2 separate regions of the Homo sapiens genome follow, and region 1 is linked to region 2. The links are chromatin loops, found by intact Hi-C in ENCODE. Cell type or tissue: endothelial cell of umbilical vein. All regions are shown on one strand. Links, peaks and the distances in the headings refer to the core of each region. The heading gives the core; the rest is flanking DNA.

Region 1 (15,299 bases), core at 4,554-12,553, 90 kb before region 2:
TGTTTGAGGTCACAATGGCTGGCTAAGAACAAAGTAATAGTCTCAAGTATCTCTACATCCTTAAGCAGAGTGTTGGAATAGACTGTGCAGGTCTTAAAAAGACCTGTTGTTTTTTTTTTAAAACAACAACAACAACAGTTTGCTGATTCTTAGCCCATCACCCACCCTGAAGGCATAAGAAGGTTGAAGCTGGAGGGGCTAAGAGAGAACCTCTTTGGAGAAAATTGGTTATGCAATGCAGCTTTTTTTCCCTTACTTCACAAGGAGCGGGGTTGGGTTTTTTCTCCCTACTGAGAGAGGGAGCCTTAAGAGAACCATTCAGGCAATTTGACCTGTGATTCTTGAAGTTCTGTAGCACAGAATTTAATGCCAGGCCCAGGCCTAAAAAAAGAAAAAAACACACACATAGGCAAGAGCCTGCTTGAAAGAATCTATGGCAATAAATGGAAACTGTGTTGGGAGCAAGCTGCACCTCTATGAGTAGTGGGGTGCTGGGTGGATGAGAGTATCTCAGGGACCAGATCCAGACATGGTCACAAGGGAGGGAGTCAGCTTGGAGTCATCCTGGATTCCCTCAAAGAGGATTTCCCAGAAGGGCAATAGAAAGATCCTCCATATACACAGCGGTTGAGGGGAAGCTTCACTCACATCAGGCGGGATGCAGTCAGAGGCTGCAAAGGAGAATGTCTCAGGGACATCATGAAAGCACCCCTTGGGGACAGAATCAGCACTGGGACTCTGCTCTGCTCAAAGGGCACCGGCACCTGACTGTGTCTGTGCCAGCCAGGGAGCACATTTCCTGTCTATTCTTCTCTCTGCACTCCCTCTCCACTTTCCCCCTCTTATTTCCAGCCCTAAGAGGGCAAGAGACAGCCCAGTGAGGGGGTAAGAAATAGAAGACCAAGGTGGGGAAACAACAGGAAAGAAGCTGACCCGCCATGGGTCTCCAAGTTTGAGGCAGGCCAGAGATGGTGGGTGAGGGAGAGAAACAGAGAGCTTTAACTTTGAATGCAGTAAAGTTTCAACAGTTGCATTTCAACTGTTCATTTTATTTACTGAGAGGAGAATGTCTTTGTGATTGGAAGCATCGGGACTTTTTGTTATCTGTGAGTTCCTAGAAAGGTTAAGGGACTTGCCTAGACTTGCATCCAGGGACAGAGAAGGAATGGGCCCTCACAGCAGCAAGCGCCTTGATCCTATATGTTTGGGAGGGGGTGAAGGGAGGCTGGGTGTGGTTTCAAACACCACCTTCCCTTCCATCTTCTGGGTGCTGAGGCTTTTGGTTTGGGCGAGGGAGGAGGGGAAAGGAAAGAGAAGATGTCTCTTTATTTAACTGGGTAAGGTTGTAGCCTCCGGGGTGGCTCACGGAAAGTCAAACTCATCTTCTGCAGTTTTGATAGGACAGTGGTGGCTTCAACATGACAGGTTGATTAGGGACTTGTGTCCAGGAAGCTCCTTTGGCCATTAGAGGTCCCTTGAAAAGTTTGGCAGCAAGTTTCAACTGAACCCCAGCTAGTGGACTTCTCACAATGTTCCTCTGATATGGATGCCTCATTGTCCTCTACATGAGGGCAGTCAGGGACCTCCACATATGAGGAGGCTGGGGAGACTGTCTCTTTTTCTCATTCAGATTACACAGCCTGAGCAGTGATAAAGAAATGAAATGCTGGCTCTTCTCCTTGCAGGCATCTCCTTTCTTTGTGAATACTTAGAGAAGGAAAACACATAACCTCAAGAGAGTCTAAGAGCAGGAAGAACCCCCTTAGCCTTATGGGAAGGGAATAGCCTGTCTCCACAAATGCAGCACTACCACAAGGCTGATCCTCTCTCAAGCTTCAGGTCTTTTCTTCCTATGGAGTTTGGGTATGGGTGGTGGATCTGGCAGATGATTCCGGAATTAGCACTCTCAGTAAGTCCGTGTTGTTGTGGCTGGGCCTGAACATCCAAAGTGGAGCACCAAGTGCCTTTTGCTCTCTCCATTCAGGGTCTTGGCAGCAGTCCTGGGGCAACAGGAAAATCCCCAGTTGACACACCTGTTACAGGACAGCTGTGGAAAGCCTGCCTTAATAGTCATGTCTATCTCACTCTCTGCCACTGGTACTTATAGCTCTTCATCCATCAAACTATCCAAACAATTTAAAAGTTCATTTATATTTCTTGTCAGTAGCCACTCTCGAGTTAACATGCACCATACATATATTATTTACCAGGTGAGATAGAGCTACTGAGAAATAGGCCCAGGATATAATAAAAAGGAGACATGTTGGAGAGAATCCTCCTCTGGACAGTCCTTTTTATAAAGGTCAGTGGACTATCTTGTACACCCTCCCTTTGCAGGCGGGAACTGATTGTTTTGAGGGCAGCAGTTTTCATGTTTGTGTGTAAGCAACTCAAACAATAATGATTCCTCGGATTAGTTTAAATGTGCCTATTCCTCCTCTGTGACTAATTAAGACTGAATTCCGTGCATACAAGAAGCTGTTTGGCATTTGCTGGTATCTGTGAGACCTGCTGTGTTTGATTAGCCACTATTAGTTCATAGCTGTTGGACACACCAACCGACTTCCAAGATTGCCTCAATTATCAAGACACCTTGTCACCTTTCTGGTGAAGTTTTAACATCTTCACATAATCCCAATAGAGAGTGTGTGTTTTAAACTTGGTCTTATCTGGAAGACTAGTAAAAACATTGGGCACTTCCTCCTTAGGTGGTTAATGAAGTCCCCGGCAATTACAATAGAACAAATTACTTACAAATGGTTCCTATTTTTGTCAGTGCTAAAAATACTTTTTCATTTATATTTTCTTCCAGACTAATGTCCCTTTCCAAGGTGGAGAATTGAAAAAGAAAGGATCTGAATACCAACCTTATTAGACTAACAATGCAACATTTAGGAGGATAAATTAAAAATGCATCTATGAATTATAAATAATGTATAACCTCGCCATATAATATGGTGCATCCACAAAAATGCTGCTTTTTTTTTTTCTTAGGGGGTAACTTTTTTTACTTGTGGATTTGTATTAAAGTCCCAAGTCCTGGCGGTTGGGATCGATGGGTAGAGCTTTTAATTGGAGCTCTCTGGTGATTATCTAGATTGGCACCTGCTGTCAATCAGCTTCTAAAGAAATTACTGAGCCAATGATTAGGCTGATCCTGGAGATGTTAGGCCCCTTGGGGGCAATGTTAAGGCTCCCAACCACAGGGGAACCCTTAAGAACAGTGGAGCTATAATTTTCCAAGTTGCCGGCTTACCTGGCAACATACATGCTCAACTTTCTGGCTGAGTGAACTCAGAAGGATGATATCCCAGCATACATTGGGTCCACATGATTTTATAAGCAAAACAATGCTGCAAGTCCCCTAACAGCTTCCATTAGAGTAAAATGACAATACCCCATGTATGTGTGTGGAGCCCTTCACAGTTGTACATTATATAATTGAATCCCATTAATAAAATAACAATGTTGTGCTGGTCATTTCTGGAGAAAATATACCAAGTTCACAAAAATTTCCCCCCCTTGGTGTACATCATACTTTTTTAGAAACACTTTTTATAGAAATATTTTTTAGACTAACATTTTATAATTACTTAATCTTTTTAATTCAGGACCCACTAACTTAATTCAAGTAGGATTGGGCTAAATTTATTTTTTCCTCATCCTTGAATTGTGGCAAATAATGATAAAAAGTGTTCTATTGGTTAAAAAAATTGCTGCCATTTTCTTATAAAGTTAAATGTATGCCTAACATGTGACCTAACAATTCCACTCAGGTTTTTCCCCAGGGGAATGGAAATATGTGGAAATACACCCAAAGAAGTGTATGCAAACATTCATAGCAGCTTTATTTTTAATAGCTAAAAACTAGAAGTAATCCAAACATCCATCAGTAGGTGAGTGGATAAACAAACTGTGATATAGCCAAACAGTGGAATATTAGTCAGCAGCAAAACGAAATGAACTGCTGATACATGGGAATGAATCTCAAAAACATAATGCTGAGTGAAAGATGGCCAGACACAACAGATTATGTGCTGTATGGTTCTACTTCTGTGATGTTCTAGAACATGCAAAATTAATCTATAGTGACAGAAAGCAGATCGTTGGTTGCCTGGGGATGGAGGTGGGGTTATTGACTGGGCAAGACATTTTGAATATTTTGAGGTGATGGAAATGTTTTGTTTGCGGATTGAGGTGATAATTATACGGGTATATACATTTGTCAAAACTCACAATCTGTACACTTAAAATTTAGGCATTTTATACTATGTAACTTATAACAACAAATTAGATTTTTTAAAAAGTGACACCCTGTTACATATATCTTTATTAATAACAAAATTTCTCTATCTCTTGTATCTCTCTGTGCTTCTCCTGTTTCTGATGTTAATTTGTTTTTTAGCAATACTATTTCCAACATCCAAATGGTATTGGAAATCCCAGCTTGAGTTTGACAGATAACTTATAAAACAAGAAAAAAAAAGATTCAATCTTTCCACTCCAGGTCTAACAGGTCCCCAGATTCCATCTATTCCAACTCCTAAATGTTTATTTTGTCTTTATACTGCTGCCTCGCTCCACCTGCACTGCTTTAATTCAGCGTTCAATTATCTGTTCACTGGTCTTCCCTCCTCTGATTTGGTTTGAACAAGAGGATCCTTCATACTATCTTCCAGGTGCCAGAAAACAAAATGGTACCCAGAAGCCTTATGGCTGAGGGAAGGGCAGGAATGTTGGAGAAGAAGCAAGGCAGAGGGTGGAATTGAATAGGGGCTTTGGGAAAGCTTGATGAAGGTCTCCTATGCTTGCTCTGGGATTCTTAGGCCCAAGATATAGTTGTGAGTAAACTGGATTGTTCTCAATGCCATTGGTATTTCTCTATGTTCATTTCTTCAGTGTGTTAGTAAAGCCTTTTAGAAAGTATTGGCCCATTTCAAGTATGTTCAAGAGAAACAGGGCCATATGTGCTGGTGGCCACAGAAATCAAAAGCAGAGAACTTCAAGGAGGACAGGAGACTTGGAAGGGTAGAACTAAAGCTCAAAGATGCAGCCCAGTCAGCTCCTAGCATCCAACCACCCTTCACAATTTTCTCCCAAGTCACTGCTTTTCTGTCTGACCCAAAGAGGATTCTACCCCGTGTGTATTAAGGGAGTGATTTTCTTTGTGTTTGTATCCTCACATTTTTCTCTGCCAGAGAGTTGGTGATAGTGAATGGTCACCTGGGAGGATAAAGGTGACAATTTTAGGCCAGCTTAGTTCTTTGTAAAAGGTCTCTAAGAGCCTTTCACCTCTCTGAAAGTGCCTTTTATCAAGACTCCAGATAGGATAGCCTCCAGTGAGAGATTTCCCATCGATTACACACTTGTCAGGGGAAGCACAGGGCCAGCTTAGAGATTTCCATCTTAAACTTTCAAAGGAAGCTGCTTGCTAAAGGTTCTGGAGCTGGAGGAGCCACTAAAAATCAAACAAGTAAGCAGAAACCAAGTTTGACTTTTGGCCCTAGGGGTTGGAGAGATGGAGATGAAAGCTGACAGGCTCCTGCGTGACAGGGCCTCTGTGGAGCCCAAGAGGGTGACTCACAAATCTGAGTGGCACTTCCTCTCCGTGAGTCATCCTGTGAGCAAAGCCTGAACACCCCTGCCCAGCCCCTCAGTGTGAACTCTCCTGGCCTGCTGACCCGGATATTTGCAGGCAGGCCCTGCTACCCTCAACACAGGACACATCCTTGAGGGGTACAGCCTCACTCTCAAAGACAACCAAGGCCTCAGCCCAGCAGATACTTGCTATGGCTAAAAAAGCAGGGGACATTTTATCATAGGGGGGCCATGGGGATGAGCTCTGTTCCTAGGTTATCTTGTAGTCCTGGATCTGCTGTTGACAAACTGAGTGAACTTGAACTTCAGTACGTCACTTAGTCTTAGTGTTTGGGGGCCAGAGTTTCCCAAACTATAAAATAAAAAGAGTACATTGTTTTGTGGAAGAGAGGATATGTACACAGCCATGATGTTAGACATTGACAATAATTTGTGGGGAGTGCAGATCAAGCGTAGGTTAATAACACAGAGAGGAAGTGATATTTGAACCGGGTCTTGAAAGAACAAAGAATTTTCCATTCAGGCAAGAGAGAAGAATATTTCATGCTAGGCAATATATTCCTAAAGCACTGAAGGCAGAAGAGGCAGGGGAGAGATAACGAAGCCAGTATGTGGGAGGAGCAGTGGATTCAAGAGCATGAGAGAGGGAGAGAAGCATAGAGGTGTTTTAGATGCAGGATCAGTAGGTGATGTCCACTGTAGGAACGCACTTCCCGCATTCTACAGAGGATGGCCTGCTGGCTCCTGGGTTGGGTGACTGGGCACCTGATGATTTAATTAAATAAAACACCCAAAGCAGAAGGGGGGTGGGAAATGATGAATCGAATTTCTGACCTATTGAAATGGAAGCATCCATGTTCAACCAACTGACGTGTCCATGAGCTGAATAAACCAGTCTCATGCCCAGAGGAGTGCTTGAAGCTAGAAACACAGATCTGGTGTCATCAGCTGACATTGCTCTAGATCGTTTCGAAGTTCTTTTTTAATTCAAAGTCAAAGGATTTGTGATTCTAAATTTTGTAAAAGGAAAAATTCAAAAATAAATCTTTTTTTCTTCTCATTCTAATGAGACACTTAGTATGTTATCCCCTGCTTCTCTTTCAGTAATGTTTATGTGTCACCATAGGGTGTTTGCAGGATTTATGCTACCAAATTTTGTTTTATTGAGTTTCTGTTGGCTATTCATAGTGGTATTTTAGTCAACATAGAATGGCCTCAGCCCAGAGAATTAAACAGTAGACTGACATCAATGAATCCTTAAAAAAGGCTTTGGAAAAGACTCTTAGCTATTCTCATCAATCATCAGTGGCTCCCCATTTTGTGTAGAATAAAGTTCAAGCTCTTCAGTTTGACATTTGTTTCTGATCATTAGCCATGCCATGAGCAGTCCTATGGAGAGGCCCGTGTGGTGAGAAACTGAGGCCTCCAGCCATCAGGCGCATGAGTGAGCATGGATACAGGTTCTGCAGCCTAGTCAAGCCTTAGATGATGCAGCCCTGGCCGACACCTTATCTGCAGCCCCGTGAGAGGCCCAGAGCCAGAAGCACCTAACTAAGCCACTCTTGGATTCCTGACCCTCAGAAACTGTATGATAAATGTTTGTTGTTTTAAATTTCTAAAAGTTTTTGGGTCATTTGTTAAGCTAAGATCAGGAGAAGGAGAAAATTGCTTTTCTGATAATACTGTATGTGGAAAATGGGCCAGGAAAGGCTGAACATGATTTCAGTATTTTGGAGCTCTCTGCAAGGTGCTGAAAGGAGGGGACGGGGGTCTGGTTCCGACTCTTCTGCCTGTTCACTGAGTGGCCTTGAAAACATCATATCTCCTGTTATTTTCTGTTTGGGCCTCCGTTTCCTTATTTTTAAATGGCGATGGGAGTGTTAGTGCCAGTCTCCAGTCTAAAACCTTTACTTATGTGCAATAGTTAATAGTTGGCAAATGTTTTTATATACTGTGGTCAGGATTTGGAGACAACAAAAAATAGTTCTCCAAATTTCAAACTAAGGAAAATAAAATTGGCTTTTGGGAGTCAAACTTCAAAGTTAGTACATATGGCTTAGGACAGAGACACACCAAATTACCTTAAAGCAGTGTTTATGGGGGCTTCTGACAGGCTACAAGCTAAACCAAAAATGTAATTACTTTCTTCTTACCAATGAATGATTGGAAATACCATGAATGCTCATTTTTTAATGCACAAAAAGCTCTTTGGAGACTTTCTGGAACAAAGTAAATACTTAAGAGATGTTATTTATTACTGTATTTATTTATAGCTAAGGGAAACAGAAAATGAATAAGTTGGTCATTGAAAGATATTATGATCTGATATTTATAAAAAAAGGAGCCAGGGTTTATTAAGAACTCTAACTTGGTGTTCTAATAAGAAGTCTAGCTGCTACACACAGTACTGAGCAGCATGGCAAATGTCCAACACCGCACAGAAAACAAAGAGTTGGAATTCCCAAGATGCTTAGGCAGGATGTGTTGTTATCAGTGCATCATCATAGCTGTCATGAATTGGATCTGACTTCCAATTGCTGTTATTCTTTAATTAATTAAAGCACTTTGTAAAATTATATACAGGTCTTATCCTTATAGATACCCTTTGGGGGTAATTGCTGAATTGTTATGATTTGAATACTATGTTGTTCCTCTCTCATTTTGATCACAATATTCTTTATCTGCTGGGAAGTGGAAAGGGGTAGAGTGGGTGATTTTGTGTGATTTTTACTCTATTCAATGAGCCATGGTAAAACTTTTGAAAATTATTGACTTAACGGCCCTGTGGGGCCAGCCTTGACCATTGTGTGATTAAATATATGAACCTAGCTGAAGCAAAAAATGTGCCAATCAGCAGCCTGCCAGCAATGGGAGCCAGTAGGAGTAGGAGAATCATAGGGACTTACACTATTATTGGCCATCTATTGCTCTCCATGGACAAGAGAGCCTTGGTCAACAGCCCTAATGGGAAGGGTATACTGAATGTGAAGATGCACACAAGGGATTGTGTCCAACGGACTTAGAACATCCCTGTTTTCTCGGCAAATTCATCCTTATTGTTGAAGAATGTATCCTCTCAACACTTGACCACTAAACATTAGATCCTTCTGACTAACCCCCTGCTGTGGTCTGAATGTTTGTATTCTCTCAAAATTTATATACTAAAACTCAGTTCTCAGTGTGATAGTATTAAGGGGTGGAGCCTTTGGGAGATGATTAAGTCATATGAGTGGAGAGCCCATGAATGGCGTTTGTGCCCTTACAAGAGGCTAAAGAGACCAGAGTTCTCCACTTCCGCCTTGTGAGGACACAATGAAAACACAGCCAACTAGGAACCACAAAGCAGGTCCTCACCACACTGAATCTGCCAGTGCCCTGTGACTCAATCTTAGACTTCCCAGCCTCCAGAACTGTGAGAAATAAACTTCTGTTTTTTAGAAACCAGCCAGTTTATGGCATTTTGTTATAGCAGCCTCAGTGGACTGACATTCCTCCTTGGCCTGATTCCACATTCATCACATGATATTCTAATTATGACATGACTTTTCATATATGTCCATATGATGTTGGTCACAGAGATGTGAAGTATTTTAATCAATCTGTCCAGATAATGAACATGTTGACTTTCTAGGTTTATATCCTTGTCCAAAGTCAACATTGCCATTCTCCTTGATATAACCCTACCCTTCTAATTTGTCTCCCAGCTTCCACTCTTGCTCCCTCCATTTCAGTGTTGTATTGGCCTCTAAAAAGATTATTTCTCTATGTGTGTTTATTAAAACACTATCTCATTTGACCATCACAGCAAATGCAAAAGGTCTTATTATCTCCATAAATATATGAAGAAGTTGAGAATTATAAATAGTAAATGACTAAAACAATTAATAAGTTGTAGAATTGGGACTCACACACAAGTGAAGTAGGTTGTTTTTGTTACTGGTTTGGTGCATTTAATGATCACCTATTACATAGGTTTGTTTGTCCTAAACAAATAGTAACAGCATGTTCATGTACTTAATCTTTATTCTATTGTTGCTACAGATGAGAAAATTGAGGCCCAGAGATGTCAGGTGAATTGTTCAAATTTACCCTGCAAGTAACAGAGTTCAAATTTATACCCTAGATTTTTTTACCAGTACATTTTTGGAAGATATTATTATTCATATATATATATTTTATTTATTTATTTATTTATTTATTTTTTGAGACAGAGTCTTGCTCTGTCACCCAGGCTGGAGTGCAGTGGCATGATCTCGGCTCACTGCAACCGCTGCCTCCCAGGGTCCAGCAATTCTCCTGCCTCAGCCTCCCAAGTAGCTGGGATTATAGGCATGTGCCACTACACCTGGCTTTTTTTTTTTTTTTTTTTTTTTTTTTGTAGTAGAGACGGGGGTTTCACCATGCTGGCCAGGCTGGTCTCAAACTCCTGACCTTGTGATCTTCCTGCCTTGGCCTCCCAAAGTGCTGGGACTACAGGCATGAGCCACCACCCCCGGCCAATATATTTTTATTTTTAAGGCCTACTATAAGCATTCCATTTCTATTTCTAAACATGTTGACAATTTTTAAAATTTTAATTTTATATTTAACTTTTCAAAATCCCAATTTGGTTTCCATTAAAATTTGTGTATGTGTGTGCGTGTGTGTGTGGATGTTTTCTATTGTTGACATAATAAATTACCACAAACTTAGTGACTTAAAAAATGCGAATTTAGTATTTTTGAATTCTTTAGGTCAGAATTCCAACACCAATCTCATGAGGCTGAAATGAAGGTGTTGTCAGGGCTACATTTCTTTCTGGAGACAGTAGTGGGAAATCCATTTATTTGCCTTTTTCAGATCTAGCCATCAATTGCTTCCCTTGGCTTGTGGCCCCTTCTATCTTCAAAGCCAGCAGCAGAAAACAGAGTCCATCTCACACAACCATCTCTTTGGCTTTCTGCAGACAAGAACGGTTCTCTGCTTTTCAGGATGCATGTAATTAGATTAGGCCCACAAGAATAATCCAGTATAATCCCCCCATTTCAAGGTCCTTCACCTTAGTCATACCTGTCAAGGTCTCTTTTGCCATGTAAGGTACCATATTTCCCACGTTCTAAAAGTTAGGAAGTGGACATCTTTCAGGGCCATTATTCTGCCTATATACATATGCAGAATTATGTATATTTATATATATAAAAAAATAGATTATATAGTACATAATCTAGATAATCTGATAATCTAGATAATCTGATTATATAGTACATAATCTAGTAACGTTGTTATGTTACTAGATTATGTACTATATAATCTACATGTTTTGTATATATATAATTCATGTGTTATCTATTTATAGTGTTATAAAAATACTATATAATTTATGCATTTTGAAATTTCTGTTTATGTGTATATACACTGTGTGCTTAGATATATATATGATATGTGAAATACCTAGAAGTCTTTTTCACAGTTGTTTTTTCTGATTCTTATTTCTCCACCCTTTGCTCCACACTCAGTGACATAGGTAGAATTGGCTATTTTCATCTTTTCACTTTTTTACTTGAGTCTACTTTAATTGAAGTGATTATAGCAGTCAGAGATGCTAAGTTATAAGCATTGGCAAACATCCACCTTCCACGCCTTAAAACTACAAAAGCCCTCATTTTACTCATACTCCATGTCAGTCATAGGGTGACTGCAGGGCTCTGCTCTGTGCTGTTCTTACACAGGGACCACAGGGCAGGGAAAATCCAGCTCCATCATCCACAAACACCAAGATAGAAGGAAAGTGGTGGATTGTGTGCTCATTCTTGAAGCCCCACTTCCAGGCCCATTTCATTAACCAAAGCACATCACTTGGCATCACCTAAGTTCAACAGCACATTGAATATTTATGGACAGTCCTAGTGACTCCCTTTAAAATGCACAAACATCCTTTAAAAAGTCCATGTCCTTTAACGTAGAACTACAAGATTTATTATGGAAAAAAAAAAAAAGTCTTTACCCCAGAGGACTACTGCTCCACCTCAAGTAGCAAGCACTTTAAATTGTATAGTGATTTCTTCTGAATTTACCCTCCAATTTTGAAATAAAAGGTATAGTTCTTTTCTTCCATTTTAGATACCATCTATTAGATTCCTGTTAAGGAAGTTTTGACTTACTTCTCTTCCTCACTGCCTCTCCATTCACACCCTTCTTCTCCCATCTTCCTAACATAATCACATTACAATATTTGGTTAGATCATTATTTAGTGTTTACAATGTCATGATCCTATAAACTACACTTACAGCTGAGCTATAGAGTGTACTATGGTTTCATTTCCTTTCTTGTACATTTTTTCTTAGAGTTGGTAAGTGCCTCTTTTTAGAAATTTGCATAGTTCTCTGTGTATTTATCATTAATTTTTTCCCAAGTTCTCTGACCAAGCTGTAAAACTCCTATTAAAACATTCAGACACACTGAATCCTTCATTAGTTCCATTCTGTTCTTCAAAACATCTCTCCTCAGCCCTCAGTCCCCCTGCTCCAAGTAGGATGGGTCATTCTTTAGGCTTATTTACATCTAGAATTCCTGTGCCTTGAAAACTGTGAGTTACAAATCAAGAGAGAAGAAAAGACTAGATGACTTCTGAAGTCCCTGGTCCCTGCTCTGAAATTTGAGGACAAAGACGAAATGTTATGAGAAGCCTACATAGGTTCCAAGAACTGACTCTGGACCAGTGTCCTATGGCCAACACTGCCCATCACTGCAGCCTGGTCACTGGATTCTGGGTCCTCCTCTGTACAGCTCAGGTTTACATTCCTTACCTTGACTTTTGTCTCTGCTGCTTTTTACATCTTGATCATCCTCCGATCTCCATTGTCCTGAAGCCAATAATAAGAGACAAGGGGAAAGGGCCAGCCTGTTTTGTGGGGGTTCCTAAACTCCTGAACTCCAGCCCTAGAAGCATCCTCATGGTTTTGTTTCCCCTGTGTCCCATCAGAAAGGAAATTATTAGACTACTCAATAAGTAGAAAATCCAAGTCATAGAGAAAAGCAGTGTGAAAGATAATATCTTGTTATGCTCTTATCTAGGAACTGATTGAATTCCTGAAAGCTCTTGAGGTGCCCCTGCTGGCAGCTGTGGCTGAGGGTTCAAAGCAGAGAAACAGAGCATGTGGGGAAATTTTTTTGCTGCACGATTTTCTTCTCACACCTGGAGATGGAGTGAAATTTGCAAGGGGAGTGGAATGGGAATATACATATTGCAATGATGATGGTAATGCTTTTATACCTGGTGCACAGATGAGATTTGGTTTGGTTGTAGAAGGATAAAGCAGAGAGGACAATCAAAATGATTTTGAGAAACTGATGAAATCCAGACTGCTGCAGTTCTGTTTGTGTGAAGAGTGTGTTAAATAAACCTAAGTGATTTTATGCCTGCTTAGTCTAACACCAAGGAAATGACATTATTTTTCTCCTCTCCTTTTCTGTTATGTGGTAACATAACTGAAGATTGGACTAGAAAAGACATTCCTGGGGCTTTCTCTGAAAATAATGACCCCATCCAGTGACAGGACAAGGATTGATGCTAGGAATTAACCACTTGTAAATGGAAATTAATACTCTAATTAGCAAGATAGGAAAATCCATCTTATTGTAAATAGTGCTACTTATAGATTGTGATATTCCTCCAGGGATTACCAGGTTATTTAAAAGGAATAAATCAAGAACTACATTCAGACCCATGAAGAAAGAGCAGCAGAAATATTCATAGCAGGCATATGTTAAAAACTGGCAATATTTTCACCAAGGTTGTAAAACAATGGATAAAGTCAATTTTTAAAAAGATACACATTTGTGATTTTTAACACTTCTTAGATGGAAAGTGTTTTCAGATTGGCTCTTGAATATTAACATTGTCACCTAGACAGCTTTCTAGCAAACAGACTCAAGACATTGGATAAAAAGATTAGTCTCACAAAAAAATGAGCAGATGAATACTGCATTTCAAATAAAAGCGAGGGTCTCCAAGGATTAAATATAAACATTCGATAAACCTGCAGCTCTGATGAAAATCTATTTAACAGCCTGGCATTTCTATAGCTGTTTAAAATGTGGAACCTGCTTTCACATCCATTAACTCATTTGTTTCTCAAAAGAGAACAGATGAGGAAATGGAGTCCAGAAAGATTAAAACTCACACAGCCTCCCAGGTATTAAGGGGCTGTATTTAATGTTAGCCTCCCTTGACCTGGAGTTAAAATGCAGCCATACTTCTCTAGACAGCCCCATGAATGAACATAGAGAGGACATTCCAGCCACAGTAGGGTTGTGACTTCTTTTTGAGTTCAAGAATGAATCCATGCAAGCCAATTAGAAAAATGGCTCCCATTCCCTTCATGTGTATGAATGTAAGGATAGCAGAATTTCATCCTATTATTCCCATTATAACACTCAAGTGTGACAGATTGATTAGGGCTCTGGTAGTGACAGTGCACATCACAATCTGCCTTGAATCAAGACTCTTCATGTAAACATCTTCCCTTCTGGACCACAGGAGCCAAAGACCAGCAACAAGGTCTTTAATATTTTGTCTCCATCCTGTGCCCTTCCCAGTGCCTAGCACAAAGGAGCTGCTTCATTAGCATGTGTGGTGCTTGAAATAAGCCACAGAACAGACACTTTGCAGTGCGCCAATTGAGTTAAATTGTGGACCTGCAGACTGGAAGTAGTCACAGCCCCTTAGAGGGTTAGCGATGTCAGATTGTTCCCTTTTCAATCATATAAGCTGGTTCTTGTTTTTTTGCACAGTTCCATCCCGTTTGGGGGGATGAAGTCAAACATGAGTGACCCCCTACTTTCACACAGAGTGAAAATGTGTGTGAAAATCAAGTCATAAACTCATACTCTAAAAGGAGTTGTTTCCGGGTTTCTGTTTTCCAACACTTTAAATCCCCTATCATACCAGGCCCTCTGGCTGGGCTAGGGGAATTCTGCAAACCCCAATAAGCGATTATCCATGTGATGTTATGGTCCCTACCCCAGCTATGGACCACACCCTAGCTCACACCCCTACCCAGGCTTTCATGGAGGGCCTGAGAGGTGGCTGGAAAATCAGGGATTGGGGTACAGTGAGAGGTGGCTGGGGAATCGGGGATTGGGGTACGGTGAGAGGTGGCTGGAAATTGGGGATGGGGTACAGTGAGAGGTGGCTGGGGAATCGGGGATGGGGGCACAGTGAGAGGTGGCTGGGGAATCGGGGATTGGGGCGCAATGAGAGGTGGCTGGGAAATCGGGGATTGGAGCGCAGTGAGAGGTGGCTGGAGAATCAGGGATTGGAGCGCAGTGAGAGGTGGCTGGAGAATCAGGGATTGGGGCGCAGTGAGAGGTGGCTGGAGAATGGGGGATTGGGGCGCAGTGAGAGGTGGCTGGAGAATCGGGGATTGGGGCGCAGTGAGAGGTGGCTGGAGAATGGGGGATTGGGGCGCAGTGAGAGGTGGCTGGAGAATGGGGGATTGGGGCACAGTGAGAGGTGGCTGGAAATCGGGGATGGGGGCACAGTGAGAGGTGGCTGGAGAATTGGGGATTGGGCACAGTGAGAAGTCGCTGGAGACTCGGGGATAGGGACACAGTGACAGGTGGCTGGAGTATTGGAGATTGGGGTGCAGTGAGAGGTGGCTGGGAAATCGGGGATGGGGGCAAAGTGAGAGGTGGCTGGGGAATTGGGGATTGGGACACA
Region 2 (15,299 bases), core at 2,714-10,713:
CGGCTTCAGTTTCCTGATCTTTACAATGACCCCTGAAACACTTTTCTGCTCTGTGGTAATGATAGACCCTTAATAATGTTGCCACATTTCTGGTGCATCATAGGTGAAGAGGACTAGAATGAATAAAATAATGAATAAACACATGTATTATTTGTACTGGTGCTTTACTTTAAGGAAAACCACTGGATTAACTGGTGAGGGGAAATTGCAGGAGAGAGTGAAGTGGTAGCTCTGTATTGCCAATATTGCAGAAAATATGCATATATCTTTCATTCTGCCTAATGTTTTATCAGTTCATGCTTTTCCCTTCAGAAATTGTGTGCCTGCACGTAGTATATAATCCAGTTTCCCAACCAGCTTTAGGAGATGCCAAATATTTAATGACACCCCACCTAGAAACAATAAATACATTTGAGTCAGTCTTAGACTCCTGGGGAAAGGGATGCTGAAAATTTGATGAAAGGGATTAATAAATTATAACCAGGCTATTAAGATGTGAATCACTAAAGGCTCCTGACACTCTTTTCCTCTCTCTAATTAGAATTAGGAAACAAATAAACAGAGTCACCTCCTGGTACTCAGAATTCTGCCCCCACCTTTCTGAGGCCACTTTGTTGGTCTAGTTCATAGACTTTCATTTAGATATTAAGACGGCCTTTACTGATCAGCAATAAGGTTCTGAAAATCAATTCAGAGGCAGTGCATTGACTCTCTAAGCCAGATGCTATGACCGTATTGATGAGATGCCATTCACACAGCTGGGGAAGGCGAAAGTCCAATTTGTGAGCCATAGGGTATCTTCCCAATCAAAGTGCTCCTGCTGATGGATTTCAGGGCCTGCTTTAAGCTGTCACAGACCCAAGCTTCATGGAAGGAAGCATAGAGATTGTCTCCTCCCATCTCTTTATTCGTAGGCAGAAACTGAGGCCACAGGAGAGGAAGCAAGTTGCCCAAAGTCATGCAAACTTTCATAACTAAACACACAAGAGCCTGGATCTCCTGACCCCTGGACCACTATTATTTCTACACCTATTATGAGGGCCCAAATTCAACAGCTTTGTATTTTACTGTTCAATCATTAGATTAATGCTTTATAATACAGACATCAGAGCCAACTACTGGGAGACAATTCCATCACCTCTTTGTAGGGGAAGCTTGGTGGCTCTTCCCCTTGAATACAAGATGTAGACTTCTGATGTCATACTCATTCAGTTTGGGTGCAGAAACTGACTCTCTCATTCATCTTTATATCCCAGAGCCTGGAACAATGCCAGTATTGAGGAGTCTTGGGGCAGAGGGAGCAGGGATTATTTAAATGAATGAATCATGAGAATTTATCTAAGTTCAGAACTTTTTTTTTCAGTGCATAGTGACTCAAAGCAAATAATGGAAAAATGCATTTTCCTCCAAATAATTCCCAAGTTCTGTTTCAACTTGATCTTCAACAAACATTTGTTTGGGTTTACTACATGCTAGGAACTAGATAGAAGGAAATAAAACACAGCCCCTATCCTCAGAAGCTCATGATCTAGTAAGAGAGACAGATGTCCCAGTGGTTACAATCCAGGGTGAGGGTATGCATGTTAGAGGTATATCAGAAGAGGGACATGCAGACCAGAGGCAGGGGCACAGGTGACAGCTGAACTGAATGTTGAAGTCAATTGGGGAAATGATGAGGAAAGGGGTTTTAGGCAGAGGGAACAACATGTACTAAACACTAACATGAGAACGCTTGAGAAAGCTTGCCCAAGGATGTAGGAAGAATGCAACCAACAAATTTTAACATGTTGTACAAATTAAATTTAAAATTGTTTGCTTCTCTGTTTGCTTTTCCAGAAGAGGTCATTGGTGACTAGTGAAAGAAGCACTGAACTTGGAATAGGGATAACTTGAAAAAAATAATGATTCCATTTATTGTTGCTAAGCTTATACTGTATATTCCAGGCTCTTTACTAACAGTCACTGCATGATGGGAGAACTTTTACCTCGCTCCAGTCTGCAGATGGGGAAGCTGATGTTCAGTGAGTACTAGCCTGTACCAACATAATTGTTTTACTTCTCAGTCTTCTTAGCTGAGACCCAGGGATGTGGCATAATTGGATGGCCACCTTAGACACAAGTATAAAGCCACATTATCCTCTCTAATGGCAGGGAGTTTCCTGCTGCCATTAAAAAGCAGCAATCCCTCCCTCTTCCCTGAACTACCCTCATGATGATTCCTGCCAGAGCACCCAGGAATATCCCAGAACATTCTAAGACATTCATGGGAGAACACTGTCCCACCCACTCCCCTGCTCAGGCACCTCAGGCACCTTTCAGCAAACTTTCCTCATGGGACTGGAAGCGTGCCCCCTCGGGTGTGTGAGTGTGTGTGGCAGGGGGTGAGCAGTCTCTTCCATTTTCCCAAGAATGTTCTCCCATCATCCCATCCACTCCTCTCTTCCTCATATACTTCCATATATTCTGAGCCACACCTGCCCCCATAGGTCAACAATTACCCGGTAACCTTAAAGTCCACGCCGGGTGCAGTGGCTCATGCCTGTAATCCCAGCACTTTGGGAGGTCGAGGTGGGTGGATCACCTGAGGTCGGAAGTTCAAGACCAGCCTGAGGCAGGAGAATCACTTGAACCCAGGAGGTGGAGGTTGCAGTGAGCCGAGACTGTGCCATTGCACTCCAGCCTGGGCAACAAGAGTGAAACTCCATCTCAAAAGAAAAAAAAAAAAGGTCCAGCAACATCACCTTTTCTGAAGTTGCTCCTTTTCTATGTTAAACACAGAATCACTCTCTGTTCTGAGCTTTCCATGCCCCTGGGGGCTTCCCTGACATTTGTCATAGCTCAGTTTACTCTGCATCCCACAAAAGACTGAGACTCATGGAAGGTAAGGATGCTTCCCAATTATCTCGGTGTCCTCAACACCATTTGGGTAAATGGTCAGCCTCCCAGCTGTAAATGTTCTGAATTCCAGAGCAGATTCAAGCCCTGACTCTGCCACTTCCTGGTGCTGGGCACCGCCTATGTTAAAGGCTGATGAAAAATGGGGACCTTGCCTCAACAGGTCTCCATGCAGGCCCATGTGAGGCAAGAGGGTGCACCTTGACCTACTTCTTGCTCAAATAAGCTTCTAGTGGTCCCATGGGCCACCTTCATCTCCACCCATGCACAAGTGAGCAGGTGTTAATGGCATGTGATCAGGTGTTCCTGATCAGCCCACCACCCCTCCTATCCAGATACATCTTCACTGCAATCTGCAGAAAGTGCTTGTCATTTCTAGGGAGTGGATAGCACCCTTCCCTATTTGCCTGCACATTTATTTTTTTCTCTCTTATTATATTCCTTTGGCCATTTTGATGAGATTTTGTATGCATGAAAATACAGTAAAATGCTTATGTTCAGATTTCTGTTTTGGACTCCATTAAAGTTTTTAAGTAGGTTGATTTCTTTTAAGAAGCACTTCTGACTGAGGAATGCTCCAATACTCTGACTATTTTTTTTCTTTTTTGAGGCAGAGTGGCACTCTGTCACCCAGGCTGGAGTATAGTGATGCAATCACAGCTCACTGCAGCCTTGACCTCCTGGGCTCAAGTGGTCCTCCCACCTCAGCCTCTCAAGTTGCTGGGACTACAGCATGCAGCATCTCGCCTAGCTCATGTCTTTTTTATAGAGACGGGGTTTTGCCACATTGCCCAGGTTGGTCCAGACCTCCTGGGCTCAAGTAATCCTCCTGCCTTGGTCTCCCAAAGTGTTGGGATTACAGGCGTGAGCCACTGAGCCCGGCCTCATATTCTGACTCTTGATGCTAATTGGCTCGTTCTCTAAGCATTGGAGGTTTTTTTTTGCTTGTTTGTTTTTTTATTGAGATGGAGTTTTGCTCTTGCTGCCCAGGCTGGAGTGCAGTGGCGCGATCTCGGCTCACTGCAACCTCCATCTCCCAGGTTCAAATGATTCTCCTGCCTCAGCCTCCTGAGTAGCTGGGATTACAGATGTCTACCACCACACCCAGCTAATTTTTTTGTATTTTTAGTAGAGATGGGGTTTCACCATGTTGGCCAGGCTGGTCACGAACTCCTGACCTCAGGTGATCCACCCGCCTCAGCTTCCTAAAGTGCTGGGATTACAGGTATAAGCCACCACGCCCTGCCTAAGAATTGGGTTTGAATCCCAGCTCCTCCAGTTGCTAGCTGTGTGATCTTGAACCAATTATTTAGCCTCTTTGAGTCAGTTTTCTCACCTGTAAAATGGAAATAATGCCACCTTTTTCACAGAGTGGTTATATACTTAACAAATAACCACAAATTGCTCATAAGAGGTACTCAATTAATCATTGCCCCCCTGTGTTTAGAAGAGGTATAATGTGTTTGCTACATACATCTTTCCTTCTAGATTACCTTTCTAATCCTCTGCAGAGGAAAAGGATGGTCCAAACCCTATATTCCTCATAAATATATTGAGTAAACTAATAATTCAAAGTGTCTATTGGATTGGAAACTGATTTTTTTAACTTAGTAAGATCAGTTTCACTGAAAAGTTTGGGCAACGAGTTGTGATGTGAACCTGCCACAGCTCACATCCGCCTTCTATTCTCTACACCAGTTTTTCCATATCAAATCTCCAAATTCAAATATTCGCAGTTTCCAAGCAAAAATATAAGGCAGAGCTCACACCTCCCAAGTCTCAGCCACCACCGGGCCCAAAGCGATCATTGAGAATGTTAATTGAATGCTGTAATTATAGTGAATGTGTAATAGGCATTTTGCACTGATGTTGTACACTGCCAAGAAAATATTTACTTGGCTAACTCAAGTCCACAACCAAGTCTGTTTTTTTTCACAACCGAAATAATGTTTTCATTTGTCACCACTAGATGACACACCAGTGTGAAGCATCCTGGATGTTTCAGACATACTCAAGATGTTCCTTATGCTGTGCCCCCTCGTAAGTCATCTGCCTCCTTTCTTCGCAGGACCTATACCTAACCCCGTGTGGGTTCTTCTGTGTTTCTTATTGGCTTTGGATGCCATTAGCTGTTTATTGAAGATTCATGTGGAGATGAGCAGAAGTGAGCTGGAAGAGTCTGAAACTTTGGGTTAGGTTTCTTGTCTCTGACCCTGTTTCATCAAAGCCATTATTTCCTTTACACTGGATGCTTATTTTCCTGCAATGTTTGGTCCATGGTGTTCACAGCAAGTCCTTTTAAATTACAGGCTCACTGGCAAATAGCAAATTCTGCTTCCCAAGCCTTGATCACCCATCTCGACTCTAGCCATTGCTCTTAACCAGGAGTTGATCTCGGAAAATGGAAATGGTGGATTTCACCTTTAGCTCCAACTTCCCAGATGTTCTCTAGGACGCGTTGGTCCTCCACAGGGACATTCCTATCTATCCAGTGGCCCATCCAGCCTTAGAGCGGGTCATTCTAATCAAAGGCTCCTTTCGGGATGGAAGCACTCACATTTAGAGAAATCTTCCCTGCTCAAGCCCTGAGGTGATCCCTATTCCTCTCTCATTTTTCTCCAGATTTCACGGTGTGGTTCATAGTTTGTGGTTTGGGGCTGTGGCCTTTTCCTTGTTCCACTAAATAGGAAGAGTTTTCTTTCCCTCTGTTTTATTCATGTTTGTTTTCAGTGTGTTTCTAAGGAGAGACAAGAATTACAAATGCCTTTATGCTGCCATCTTTAGCCAGAAGTTTCAAAAGCCTTTTGAAACCCAAATCCTTTCATTTATGTATTATCCTTCTGTATTGTGTATGCTTCTATAAATGTCTTCAAGGCCTGCTATGAAATAAGGTGAGGGTATCTGTATATACATTTTTAAATGTCATGTTCTTCCACTTGCCCCTCTCCACACTTTGATTTCTGTTTATCTCTTTGGAGGTCTCCTCATCTTTAATTTTCTTTTTTGTCATTTCTTTCATCCGATCTGGAAACCCTTCTATCCCCTAAAAGTGCTCAAAGAGATATTCTCTGGGGACCCCTTCTCCTCCTCTAGCCAGAATACACTTGCCAGATGTGTGTTAGTTCTCTCCCTTGGCAGCCAAATTGTATAGGTTCCTATAGAATTTCCCTCATTGTCCATGTGTCCTGAATCTCTAAACCAAGCTTGTCTAGTCCACAGCCTACAGGCCACATGCAGCCTAGGATGACTTTTTTTCTTTTCTTTTTTTTTTGAGACAGAGTCTCTCTCAGTCGCCCAGGCTGAAGTGCAAGTGGCGCGATCTCCGCTCACAGCAAGCTCCGCCTCCCGGGTTCACGCCATTCTCCTGCCTCAGCCTCCCGAGTAGCTGGGACTACAGGCGCCCGCCACTACGCCCGGATAATTTTTTTTTGTATTTTTAGTAGAGATGGGGTTTCACCGTATTAGCCAGGATGGTCTCGATCTCCTGACCTCGTGATCCGCCTGTCTCAGCCTCCCAAAGTGCTGGGATTACAGGCGTCAGCCACCGCGCCCAGCCCCTAGGATGACTTTGAATACAGCCCAGCACACATTTGTAAACGTTCTTAAAACATTATGAGATTTTTCTGCAATGTATTTGTTTTAAGCTCATCAGCTATCGTTAGTGCTAGTGTATTTTATGTGTGGCCCAAGACAATTCCTCATCCATTGTGGTCCAGGAAAGCCAAAAGATTGAACACCCCTGCTCTAAACAAAACAGCAGTGTGGTGTGGCTCTCCCAAAACCCTCTCGACTGCTGCTGTGGAAACTGCTGCTTTCTGGCCTTGATTGAAAGCTTCTGGGAGAGCTATTTTAGGCAGCCCATACTGTGTCCCTTGTCTGAAGACCTGCTGTATATTATTGAGATGAGCCCCCAGATAGCTGAAGAGCCCCCTCATTCCTCCCACCACATCCCCGCTGGGGCCGCTGAGCAGTAGAAGCATGGCAGAAGCAACATCCTGCTCACCAGCGTTCCCACCTGCTTCCTGCATCTGTTTTCTTGGGTTCCTGATCCAAGGGGAAAGGAAAGATGATTCAACCTTGCGTGTATGTTTATCCTGCTGGTGGAATGTCATTAAATATGGAAAATCATGCAAGTAGAGTTCCAAAGAAATGGATCACTGGGTTGATGATCCCCTGGACTCATTGTGCTCGTGGCTGAGAAATCTGGTTTCGCAAAAAAAGATACTTTGGGCCAGGCGCGGTGGCTCACGCCTGTAATCCTAGCACTTTGGGAGGCCAAGGTGGGTGGATCATGAGGTCAGGAGATCGAGACCATCCTGGCCAACATAGTGAAACCCCGTCTCTACTAAAATTACAAAAATTAGCCGGGCATGGTGGCACCTGCCTGTAACCCCAGCTACTCAGGAAGCCGAGGCAGGAGAATCACTTGAACCAGGGAGTTGGAGGTTGCAATGAGCGAGATCGCGCCACTGCACTCCAACCTGGTGACAGAGCGAGACTCCATCTCTAACAAACAAACAAACAAACAAACAACAACAACAAAAAGATACTTTCAGGACCCTGAGGAATATGAGGGAGGATAGTCATGACCTGTTGCTGATGTAAACAAAACAGGAGGTATAAGAGCATGGGATTTACTGGCAATAGCTTCTACGAAGAAGCTCCTATTCACAAAATCCTTGAGCGGTACATTTTATACCTTATCTCATTCAGTCTTTCCAATAATCCCACAAGCAATTACCCCCATTTTATGCACAAAGATATTAAGGATTCTTATAGAGAGAGGAAAAGACCAGAAGAGTATTTGATTACACTGTTTGGTGATTACGTGTTAAAAACAAAAATGTTTTAATATTTTACTTCGAATAGGTCTTCCATGAAGCTGCAAATCGAGAGGTGAGGCTGACCCTGAGCTTCATGTCTTTGAGCAATTTGAAGTTAGGAAACACTCTCTCCTGCAGTGCTTTTGAGTATGGGAGTAAAACCTGCCTCTCTCCCAGGCCCACAGGCCTTCTTCCTAGGGTGAGCCCTTAGCATGGGCAAGTCAGCTACACAAGTTAGGATAGCCAAAGGCATCACCACGGCTCCAGGTCTATCACTGGGTGTGTGAATATGACTGAATAGTACTTCCCAACTATATCAAAGATCACAAGACTTTTGAACTAGAAAGGCTGTTAGAGATTCTAACCCCTGCATTTTAAAGAGATTGCAACTAAGGCCTAAGCTGGTAAAGTGCTTTACTCTGTTTATGTTTTTTAACTGTGTAAGGACAAAAAGTCAGTATCATAACAAAATAAATCTCCTCCTTCATGTTTTCATAACCTTCTCTAATATTAAAAAGGAAAAAGAGAAAATAGTCTGTAAATGCAGCTCCAAGACAGATGCCTGCAGTCTGCAGGGAGGAGGAGGAAGAGGGAGTGTACTGAGGTGTGAGGCTGAGAGGAAGGCGAAGAGAGAGCACTGATGAGAGAAAGGGCCAGGGAGAAGCAAAGATGACCTTGGCAGTCCAAAGAGCTCCATATTCCAAGGATGCAAGGAAGACCTCCTTCATTTATTTTGCAAACTAAATTAGAACTGTTTCCTGGTCCCATCCACCAAAGGCAGAGGAGAGCACTATCTTACTCTCATGACTCCCTCCCCTCCCCCAGATCGTACAAAAACCTCAAGGGCTTACACATTTTGAAAATGTTGTTAGGCAGGAAAAGCCCCCTACAGCTCTCAGCTGGAGTGACCATGACTGTCCCTACTCCTGCACGGACACTGAAGTTAGTCCCCCGCCATGCATCCAGTGCCCCAACCATTGATCCAGGGACCTCACTGCCCATCCAGTGCCCCCGACACCCATTCAGTGCCCCCTCCATTTAATCAGCATCCCCCACTATGCAGTGCCCCTACCATCCATCCAGTGACCCTTGCCATTCATCTAGTACTCCTCACCTTCCATCCATCCCCCCGTTCATCCATCTAGTGTTCTCACCATCTATCCAGTGCCCCAACCTTCCATCCAGTGACTCCCCATCCACCAAGTGTCCCCACCATCCATCCAGTGACTCCGCTGTCCATACAATACCCCCCATACCCATTCAGTGCCCCCTTCATTTATCCAGTATCCCCCATTATATAGTGCCCTGCTATCTACCCAGTGACTCCCACCATTCACCAAGTGCCCCTCACCTTCCATCCAGTGATCCCACCATCCATCCAGTAACCCCCATTGTTCATCTAGTGCTCTCACCATCCTTCCGGTGCTCTCACCATCCATCTAGTAACCCCACCATCCATCCAGTGACCCCAACATCCATCCAGTGACTTCACCATCCATTCAGTGACCCCACCATCCATCCAGTGACTTCATCATCCATCCAGTGACCCCACCATCCATCCAGTGACCTCACCATCCATCCAGTGACCCCACCATCCATCCAGTGACCCCACCATCCATCCAGTGACTTCACCGTCCACCCAGTGACCCCACCTTCCATCCAGTGACCCCATCGTCCATCCAGTGATCCCATCGTCCATCCAGTGACCCCACCATCCATCCAGTGCCCCCCACATTTATCCAGTGCCCCCTCCATCTGTCTAGTATCCCCCACTGTGCAGTGCCCCTACCACCCATCCAGTGCCCCTTCTATCTACTAGTATACCCCACTATGCAGTGTCCCCACCATCCATCCAGAGTCTCTACCATCCATCCAGTGCCAGCATGATCCATACCATGCATCCCACCAGCTGTCTAGTGCTGCTACTATTTCCTGCAGAAGAGTCTTGCTTGCCCAGTGTCTAAAAGCCGAAACTGGCCTTTAAGGAAAGGCCATAACTTTTAGTACCCAGTCTTTTCACGTACTCTCATGCCCTATAGCCCCAAAGATGCAATGCCACAGCTGGTTCAGTCATCTACCCATTGTGAAATCTGCAATCACCTCCTCTTGAATCTACTGGGGGTCAGACTACTTACCTCTTCAACCCCACTAAACTTTGGGATGGCCTGCTTTTCTCCCACAGGTGTGCTTGTGAATCTATCAGAGAAAGCTCAGACCTCAGAAACACAAAGCCCAGCCCAGGTGAAATAGTTTTCTTTATTTACTTTTTTTTTTAACAAGGCATTTTTTAGGCACCTGGTAGATGCCAGGCATTATTGATACGCTATTCAATCCTCACCACAATGTTTTGCTGTTCTTAGAAGATCTAAGCCTCAGCAATGTATCCAAGTTCACTCGGCTAGAGCTGAGATTCAAGTTCAAATAGAAATCCCCAATGCCTGGGGTTAGAAGCAGCACATTCTGCCTTCACTCTTGCTAAATTTTGTGAACCACAGAATCATAGAGTTGATAAGGTAGGCTCCATCTAGACCAGTTCCCCTGCAGGTATAGCATTGCTGATATATAGTCCCCCTAAATATAGTGGAGAATTGGGCACTCTCATCATTTGAGGAGCTTCTACAGCATCGACTGAAATCTACCTTCCTTCAGTTTCTGCTGCATGTCCTTGCTTAGGGCCACATACAACCAACCCAATCCCTTCTTCCTCTAATAGCACTTCAAGGTTTGAATGGAAGCCCTCTGTCTTCCTTCTATGTCTTTTGCAGCCTAATCATCCCTAGTTTCTCCTGCCTTTTTATCATCCATGGCTGGTTTCACTCTCTGCCTTTCAATTCTTGTGTGAAGCTGGGTCATCAGGGAATTTTCAAAGAAGTATCAACTACTGTCAGTGACATCACTGGGCATTTGTGTTGAATAAATCCTCATCCCACTCTTTGATGGACTCTACCAGGTGCTGGAGACATTTGATGATTGCATGATTTAGAAACATTCTTGAAAAACCCGCCCAGTGAGTAATGAGGTGTTTACCTGTAATTACCTCAGAACAAAGGTTAAGCACTTTGGAATATTAAAGATATTTTAGAAGACTATTTTGAAAATTTGCAAGAGGGGTAATATGAGAACATCTGTTCTTAAAATCCTTGTAAAATATTCATGTACAAATAACTTAAAAATACTAAATACTGAATTTCTTTGGAGTCATTTGGGTATGTGAGTTCAGGAAGTCTCAGCTGGGAAGAGAGAGAAATTTTCCTAAGAGTTCTTCCTGAATCTTTTTATTTTACAATTTTCTTTATAATACTACACCTTTCCTCAGGGATTATTGCCATGATATTTAAATAGGGTTTTTTTGTAATAAGAGTTTTTAAAAATAGATTTTTCTTGGCAAGGGAGAGGAGTTCTCTTGGAACTGTTCTAGTCTTTGAGATAAACATTATATAAAGGAGTGTTTATGCCATGAACCCAGAGATTCACCTGAAGAACTGTCATGCCCTCTACAGAGCAGTTTCACATTCATGAGTTTCATTCCAGCCTCGAATATAGGCAGGCCCTCGAGAGGCCCCTGGTTCTTGAATGTTTTGCATCCTTTCTAATGCCTGTGTTACTCTCCATTTAAGGAGTCTCACAGTGACTTTTCAGTAAGGTTGAGATAGAATTCTCTCAGATACGAAAGGACCTCCAGCCTTCTTTTATATGCAATTCTGGATGGCAGTGTTTGGAAACATAGCCCGGATTCTACTGAAAGATGAATTGCTGACCTAATCTACTTTATAAAATTTATGATGTCCAAATAAGATTGCAAAAATTTAGGGGGAAAATTTTCCAATTAAATTTGAATTTCAGATAAACAAGCAATCTTTAGTAAGTATGTCCCAAATAATGTATTCAATCTGGCATCCCTATGCCCAAACTCAGTGTCAACTGCCCAGTGTTCATTTCACTAATGAGCTTTAGAAAATTCTCCATTATGTGTAATAGAGATTTGGAAAAACTGCATCTATTTTTTAAATCTCTATTAAAGGCATAACAAATCATTTCTTGACAAAAGAAATAAGTGCCAATTGAGGCATATGGCCGGTCTCATCCAATGTATGTGCCTTGCATGAAATTGGAATCTGGGCTTCCAATCATTTCTTAAGAGCTGATAATTAGGGGAAACCACAAATAAGCTCAAAACAAAAAAAGATGAAAGAGTAAGGAAATGATCTCAGCACCGAAAGAATGGTAAGGAGGTCAGAGATCTTGTGTTTTAGTCACTGTTATTTCCCCCCCACATCTAACGCTGTCTCTAATACACAATAAATGCTTGTACAATAATGTATAGATGAACAAATGAATGAATAATATGCTCGAAACCTCTTTTTTAGCCACAGCTGCAGTATATCTAAGGGCCTTTCAGATCTCATTGTTGCCTTAGGCTCTAAAATAAGAGACTAATTAGGCTTTAAAATGTGTGGCAGTATGAGTGACTGAGTTTTGATACAAAACAAATTTCTCTTTCCTAAATAGGACTCTGCTTCTTACCTGAGATAAAATAGGTAAAATAGACTGAAGTTTAAATATGAAGCTGTATAACTGTTCCCAGTATAGGCATTCGTGATGAAATAGTTTCAAAAACATTGACCACCACCAACACCCCCACCTGACATACAATTCCCTGTGAAGGAGGGATATTCCATGTGGAAATGTTAAAGTGTACAGCAGGATGCCAGGGACAAGCAACTCTTAATGGAAGGAATGGAACAAAGTGGAGCAAAGCTGGGATGTAACAGTACAGGATGATACTATGTTAGACTGGTCCATCTGATCAACGTAAGGAATTGAATTGTATTGTATTTGTTTGGAAATATATTACCTATTCATCCTTATTCAAAAATAGACAAGAAGTGACATAACCAAAATACATGTGCAAGTATAATTTAAAATATTAAGAAGGGACAACCTATTAGATATTTGAAGTTAACTGATCTGTTGCCTTGAGGTCTTTTTAAGGCTAAAATATACAGCTTCTTCAACTATTCTCTATACATCGTGGTGTCAATACACCTCTATTCTTTGTCAGTACCTGAACACACTTGCGCTTATAAATGACCCACTTATCATGTGAAACAAAAACCTGGCCACAGGACAATGGAAAACTGGAAGATCACCCTCCTCGTTCTAGGCTCCATACTGCTCAATGCCACCTACTTTGTGTGGCAAAAAGGTGACACCTACTGTGTCACCGTTTTATTAGGATGGTGCAAAAGTAATCATGGTTATCATCAGGAACTTTACAGGAAAAAGTAATGGCGAAAACCACAGTTACTTTTGCACCAATCTAATAGCAAAAACTCCAGCTGTGTAAAAGGTTTACTTTATGTTATTGTTGCTTATTATTGAAGGAGTATGAAAGTTAATGTGACAAGATAACATTTTAAAGTATTTTAATGTGTTTTTTTCTCTCACTTTTTTGAACATCAAATATATCCTTTTCAGCCAGAGGTTCATTGTCTTGAGGAGACGAAGGATTTTTAGAGCTGGAGTGCAAAGAGAAAGATATCAGTTCAAACTTTAACTTCCAATTTAGGATCTTAAAACTGTGAAAATCAAGAATTTTATTCTCAAAAACAAAGTTTTCTTGGGAGAAGAAAAGATTTATGGTAGGGTGCTTTTTCATTCTCAAAAACAAAGTTTTCTTGGGAGAAGAAAAGATTTATAGTATGGTGCTTTTTCATAAACTTCTGAGCAGGTAGAATGCAGGATATGAGTAAGAGTAGGAAATAAACACATTTCCTAGATAGGAGGAGAGTGTTGGGAGATGGGGAGAAGAGAACAAGAGAGTTGGGACTTGGCTGTGGTCCTTTCCTCACACATCCATATATCCCAGAGCCAAGTCTACCCCTTCTTCCCCCATCCTTAGCACAGTGTCTGGGAGTTGGGGGCCCCACATGACATCATGGTTTTAGAGGGTGGGTGCCTGGCTGTGCTTCTTCCAGATGCTCACTGGCCCTTGTGAAGGGGACTTGTCCTGTTGCTCTTTGGGTGTTGATCTCTGCCCAAACTGTGTGCACTATCAATGCTCATTGTGTGTGCCATGGTCTCCAGTTACAAGCTCACCCCTCTCAGAGAGCTCTCCAACCTGACTCGAGGCCTCTTACACTCTACTGGCCTTTCCAGCATCCCTGAGTACCCCCAGCAGAGCTCAAGAGAATATATCGATCTCCTCAGAAGCACATGCAGGTGAGGATTGCTGGAAGGGGTGATGCGATACTATCCTTGTGCTCTGTACCTGAACACGCTGCACCTGTTCATCTCCTCTACTGTGGTTGGCCCATGGAGCTCAAGACACCTACAAGGCCATGTTCCCCTAAGATTCCTGATGATCACTGGAGCAAATCTCCACACCCTTAGTTCTGGGGTTACAAACCTGTCTGGGGTTCTCTATCAATCACCCCAGCTTTTAATTAAACAATATTAATTACCTAACAAGTATGATATACATTTAAGTATGGCTTAAGTGTACAGTTGGATGGATTTTCACATCCACTTAGACCAGGAAATAGACTATCACTAGAAAGCCCCTCATGCCCCTCCCATTTATTAACACACGCTTCCCAAAGCACCACTATTCTGCCTTCTATTGCTGTAGATTAGTTTTGATTACTTTGAACTTTGTACAACATGTATTGTTTTGTGTCTGGTTTCTTTCACTTAATATTTCATTTATGTTGTTACCTGTAGCTATAGTTCATTTATTTTCATTGTTGAAGAGTATTCTATTGACTAAATGTACCACAATTTCTTTATTTTCCCTACAACTGATGATGGATATTTGAGTTGTTTACAGTTTGTTTGGTTCTTTTTGACTTCTTAATATAAAATGAGAGTTTACAGTTTTTGGCTATTACAAGTAATGCTGCTGTGAACATTCCTGGTGATGTTTTATGAAACCCATATATGCACATTTCTGTTAGGGTATCATAAAAGTGAAACCTAAAAGTGAAATTGCTACTCATCAGCTATATGTATGTCCAGCTTTGGTAGTTACTGACAAACTACCAAAACAGTTGTATTAGTTTGACCTTCAGAAGTTGCCATTTTTCCCATTGATTGAATATCAGTAATTTTAAATACCAGTAATTTTAAATGGCTTAACTCCCAAATTTACATTCTACCAGCAATGTTTGAGAGTTTCAGTTATGCCACATCCTCACCAACATGTGATACTATCAATGTTTTAGACTTAGCCATTCTAGTGAATGTCACATTGTCTCTTTGTAATTTTAATATCTGTTCTCCTGATAATTGATGAATAATCCTGAGCCCTTTTTCATGTTTATTGGCCCTTTGGATATCCTCTCTTCTGAAGTTTTGTTCAAAGTTTTTCACATTTTTTAAACTTGCATTGTCTATCTTTTTCTAATCGTACGTTTCTTTAATATTCTGGCACAAGTTCATTGTCAAATACATGTTTTACAAATATCCTCTCCCACTTATTGGTTTTCTTTTCACTCTCTTAATAGTGTATGTGATGACAGAAGTTTGTTTGTTTTTTTGTTTGTTTGTTTGTTTTTTGAGACAGAGTTTTACTCTTGTTGT

Evidence for each region. Peaks named below come from ENCODE experiments on the same cell type or tissue, not always from the same donor. Only the 100,000 strongest peaks of a DNase experiment are listed, where the experiment ranks them.
Region 1: a loop joins it to region 2, with 4 times the contacts of the local background. A loop is called at or near these places in 9 of 110 quality-filtered maps.

What each region holds. Positions count from the first base shown.
Region 1 is chr9:99,424,054-99,439,352 of GRCh38, reverse strand. The region is part of intron 2 of LOC107987011 (a long non-coding RNA gene); the gene reads left to right. Among named protein-coding and RNA genes, the nearest start is that of NAMA, 56 kb to the right of the region's middle. RefSeq lists enhancers at 5,489-5,568, 5,579-5,698, 5,007-6,206. In endothelial cell of umbilical vein, for the core only: no CTCF peak of the experiment used is centred there; DNase peaks (open chromatin) are centred at 5,592 and 8,022; H3K27ac peaks cover 2,516 bases.
Region 2 is chr9:99,332,122-99,347,420 of GRCh38, reverse strand. No RefSeq gene overlaps it. Among named protein-coding and RNA genes, the nearest start is that of NAMA, 35 kb to the left of the region's middle. In endothelial cell of umbilical vein, for the core only: no CTCF peak of the experiment used is centred there; a DNase peak (open chromatin) is centred at 6,950; H3K27ac peaks cover 1,648 bases.